Regions from separate parts of the Mus musculus genome. Here region 2 is linked to region 1. The links are chromatin loops, found by intact Hi-C in ENCODE. Cell type or tissue: heart. All regions are shown on one strand.

Region 1 (2,500 bases):
GCTGTCAAGTGACGTCCTGGCTTTGAGTCTCCATAGGTAAAGGTCAGCAGGAAGGCAGCTCTGACTTCCTAATGCCAAGTGTCACAGGAGGATGAAGTGGCTGCCTGAAGCTGCTACTGTCAAAGTAGTTCCGTGTGAGTGTGTGATCTACCGGGAGCCCAGCGTGGCAGGACAGAAGCCAGGCAGGGGCTAAATGAGAGTCGGAGAGATGAAAGAATGACAGAATACTTGAGCATGCGCATTCATCTCAGAGCATGTGCATTCGTCTCAGCAGACTGCCCAAGCCCTTCTATCATCCCCAGCATGTCCCGGTGAATAGAGAGCACCAGGGTTCTCATGGTGTCTGCAGTCTCTAGAACTACAGACTGGTACCTCCTTCTGAGAGCCCCTGATGTGATTTCTTCTCCACTCCAAACCACTGGCAAATTCGCTAGGAGCTAGAGGCAAGAGGGAAGGTGTGCGTGGGCAGGAAGGGAACACGAATCTCTGGCTTCTGTCATCCACAAGCTAGTTCTCGTTTTCTGCAGAGACTGTGTTCTGAATGGCAACCTCAAGATGCCCGTGCTTAATGTCGGGCAAAAGCTATCCTCTAACTCAGCAGCCCCGCATCTCATCTGGCTGCAGATGCTAAGAAGCTCCTGATGAAGTTCACCTAGAGTCATGGGTGGACGCAGTGTTGGCCGAGGTGGTTTTGTGAGCGCCACCCAAAGCCTTTTGATCTGACCTGCTTGACAATTGATGCAAAAGGCTCTGTCTGTGAAAGGAGGATTTATAGGAAGGTAGGGTTTGCCTGCCTAGACACCACGGTGAGCAATGCCCATCCAGCTTAGGCAGTTGTCTCCCTGCTGAGGACTGCTTTCTGAGGCTCTGTGTCTACCTCTTTCGGAGGAAGATGAACTTGCCTCTTAATTCTTTTTAAAAAAGAAAACGACTGCATTCTGGGGTCTCACTGCTCTTGAAGCTTTTCCTGATGTGTCACCCAAGAAGAGCTGGGCACACTCACTCACTACCGCCTGGCAGCAATGACAAAGGAGGCTAAATTGTACCGTGGACAACAGGATCTTTCAAGAACTTCTCATTGTAAATCAACTTTAAGAGTGCTTCGCCAACTATAGCCTTGGGAAAGGCAGTCCGCTCAGCAATTCCCTTCTTCTGACAGGCTATTCACAAATTCCTGAGCATCTCAGAGCCAAGAAGTATGCAGCTAATTTCTTCTATACAGCCTGAAACCCATCTCAAGTCCTAAAAAGCTTATCAAAGTGTGTGAGCTGGTGCCACCTTTCGGGCATTAGTGGTACTGCAGCCTAGCTCTGTTATAAGTAAATGTCCAGACCTAAAGCATCATAGAGTCGAGAGATACAGTATGTTTTTAAAAATAAAAAATAAAAATCTTTATATGAACATTAGTTGGTATTATTTTGCAGGGAGTGGACTGGGGTTCTTGGTGTTGGAGACAGGAGTCATGGATATGTGTGAGGAGATGAAGACAACTGATTGACAGAAATGTCTTTGAAAAATTCTCTGTGTAGAAGAAACTGATCCAGTCCTAACCCTCCCCCCACTCGCCCCCAGCTGAGAGTTGGCCACCCTGTGCGATACTCCAGGAAGAGCTTGCTCGATGGGAGGTGTGAGCTGTCTTGGTCACACACAGCCAGGATAGTAGGCTCATCCTTCAGAGTGCAGACGGGCCAGAAAGGAGCTGCAGAGCGTCCATGCGCTGTGTAATTCTCAGGAATAACTTTACAGTGGAGAGTAAAGACAGGCAAAGATAAAGCGAAAGCAGTCGCTCGATGCACCTACCAGGGGTCACGCGCATGCGCTGTTCTTATGATGCCTCACAAGAAGGCCGTTCCTTTTGCTTTGGAGTAAAGAAAGCTTAGCAGGCTGTTGTAACTTGTCTGAATTCACACGCCTTATAGGAGAAAAGGGGTGGATTCAAACTCAGGCCTTTCTGAGGTTGCTTCTGAGAGGTTCCTAGGCTACCCCGTTTCTTCCCTGTTGCTGTCACCGAGAACTCTGAAGACAACGAGAATAAAGGCACTTACTTGTCCTTCAGAGCAATGAGTATTGTGCAGTTGGCTCCGTACCAGGTGACGCAGGAACAAAGGAAGCATGGAGAATAATCCCAAGAGAAGCTAAAACCATGACGTCAGCTGAAGAAGGCTAGTTATGTTGTGGGTCTTAGGTTCATGGAAGATTCTTGCTAGACGGTGGCCCCCGCTGTTCGTCATCGGAATGAGAGAGGAGGAATTTGGTCCCAGCAGCAGCCTACAGATGTCTGTATGGGAGGATTTCCTGGTCTTGGAATGGGTCAAGACAGAAAAAAGGGGGTGCAGGGGAGACACAAATGCACACAAAAGCAGAGCCGGGTTGTCTTGGTGTGTGGGCTTTGAAGAAGCCAATGTCAGCCTTACTAATGGGACTCACTGGGCGTGGCCCTCAGGACTGTGACACTGGCACTTGGGGCTGTAATGGAAAAGTGGCCAGATCCCTGGAGAGT
Region 2 (2,500 bases), 940 kb before region 1:
GGGTCTGAGAGATGTGGGCTTGTCTCATTTGGCAGCGGGCGACCAGGTGGATTCGTCTCTAAGCAGGTTGACATTTCTGTTGGACTCCAGGAATGAGTAAGTTGCCGTCCCAGACTGGAAGTTATTTAACCAATTTTAGCCAATCATAACTAAGGCATTCACACATTACTTCATTGAGCTTCTACCTTATCATATTCACTCACACACGCTCTAGGCTTGGTTACATGAGGACCGCGTGGTAAGTGCAGCAGGGAACCAGAGCACCCCAGGCAGCTTTGAAGCACTGGGAAAAGTGGCTCCTGGGGCCACGCATTCCTTGCAGCTACTCTTCCAGCAGACCTGGGATTCATACCCAGCTCTCATTCTAGGACTGACACCCTTACACAGACATACATGCAGGCAAATGTCAAGGACCTGCCTTGGCTTGGAGAGGGGTCCTGAGAGAAGGGGTGTTTGAGAGCAGTGAAACAAACAACTCAAAGTCAGATTGTAGGTCCTAGCTGGCAGCCTATGTTTTGCTTGAGATAGTTTTCCAGACTGCTCTACGTTCTGCTCATAGAGTTCTCCAGGAAGTTCTCTTGTGCTATTCTAAAAATTCTCTAGATAGCTCATCTCTTGCAGATTGAAAGCCCAGTTTTTATTTACACATCAGTCCAGTCATTACCTCAGGTTCCCTTTTGATTATTCCAATCAGTATCCCAGGGCCCCAGCCTCTTAATTCTTAGGAGATAGCAAGCACATTTATTTTAACATTGCAAAAGAATTTAGAGATCTGCCTGCCTCTGTTAAGCACAGAGAAAAACTATCAGGGTGGGACCCTAGTACAGGTACATATTCTGCAATCAAGGGCTCAGTTAAGTGATTTTGCAGTACCAGAATGCATTTTTTAAGCTAAATTCAGCCAATTACAACTAGAGCGTGCCACAAATTACTTCATGGCTTTTTTTTTTTTCACTCATGCCCCCCCACACACACACACACACATACTATGGCTTGGTTATCTGGGGCTGTGGGTGTGGTCCGAGGCATTGCCCTACAGCAGGCTTGGGCGGCAGACATGAGTTCGTATCACTTTCACTCACTCTGGGGCCATTGGCTGTGCCTCGAGTGCAGCTATACAGCATGGGACCTTGTGAGGCCATGTGTTCTTTCAGTGATGACAAGGTACAAAACACAATAGAAGATATAGAATTGGAATCTAAATACTTAGAGTCATTTAAAATAAGAATGCACTGGAGATATACAAGGGCTTGGGTTTGGTGGCCAATATTGAAAAATTAAAGGAGATAAATTCAAGAGAGTGACATGTCCTAATCAAAAGATTCAAAACAGAAAAGAGAAAAGAATTTGCAGAGAGTGCTTGCTGCCCAAGCTTGACCGCCTGAGTTTGGTCTTCCAGAACCCATGTAATAGGAGTGAATCAAACTCTGCAATTTTCTCTCAGACCTAATCTCTATAGCATAATCTACTCTGGAGTTGACATTTCCCCAATGGGGAAATTCCTAAAGCATCCAGTCTTCAAGGCCCTTTTCTGAACAGCAGGAAGAGGGCAGTGCAAGACAAGATATGGATGAACACAGCAAGACCTCAGCAAAATGTGGCTGACTCACACAGACTATTCATTTCCCAGTGAGTAATCCTAGGTTGAAAACACTTAGACTTCTTTCTTCAGTGATAATGACTGTTAGTTGTACTTTCAATGAGCCACAAGACAAGAATCAGTTCTGCCTTATTTGTAAGTAAGAGATAGACTGCATACTAAGATTTATATGAAATCCTTAGGAAGATGGGCCTAACTAGGTAAACTTTTCTTGTATTTTGAGAACAGGGGACCCTTGTTCATCTGGTCTGCTTTTTGTCTAGAGGGTAGAATTTAAGTTCTATTTTAAAGGTATTTCTGTTCCCAACATCTAGGAAGCCATGAAGATATAATGTTCAGACTGGACATTTGCAGTGGCACAGGCTAGAGTCACCAGCAGGACTCTAGGATAATGAAGCCTGGTATTAGCTTCTTGATAAAAGGTCATCCTCTTGTCACATGTTTGTCCAGAGTTCTCCATACTTTATGTTTGAGCTTTTTCTACCCTCTTAGATTCTCTATTCTCTTAGATTTTTTCCTATCACTTTATTTATCAGTGATCACTCCAACAATGGCTGTTCTCAATAAACTAAGACTTGACTTACCTTGAATGTACTAACCCACTGGGGTTTGTCTCAGTCTGACAGTCTAGATCAAAAGTGGGAATTAGACTCTTTCTAAGTCACCAATAAGATGAAATTTAACATAGAAAGAGGTCTGTGATCTTGAAAGTTCTAGCAGAATGGGAAAACCAGACAACATGCAAGCTTCACAAGGCCTGCTATGGCTGTAGTTTATCACATCCTTAATGTACAGCCTTTAGCAGAGACACTATGAGCAAGCTGACAAATACTAACACTTATGTATGCTTCTAACAATAACAGATTCTGTGCTGGGAAGACATGGGTAATTGTTCTTATG

The links. Hi-C counts contacts between places; a loop is a spot of excess contacts. Peaks named below come from ENCODE experiments on the same cell type or tissue, not always from the same donor. Only the 100,000 strongest peaks of a DNase experiment are listed, where the experiment ranks them.
Region 2: a loop joins it to region 1, with 4 times the contacts of the local background. A loop is called at or near these places in 6 of 42 quality-filtered maps.

Annotation. Positions count from the first base shown.
Region 1 is chr11:31,614,050-31,616,549 of GRCm38, forward strand. No RefSeq gene overlaps it. Among named protein-coding and RNA genes, the nearest start is that of Gm35063, 2.5 kb to the right of the region's middle. In heart, a CTCF peak has its summit at 1,294 (motif pointing left); a DNase peak (open chromatin) is centred at 2,102.
Region 2 is chr11:30,674,724-30,677,223 of GRCm38, forward strand. No RefSeq gene overlaps it. Among named protein-coding and RNA genes, the nearest start is that of Acyp2, 27 kb to the left of the region's middle. In heart, a CTCF peak has its summit at 1,541; no DNase peak of the experiment used is centred here.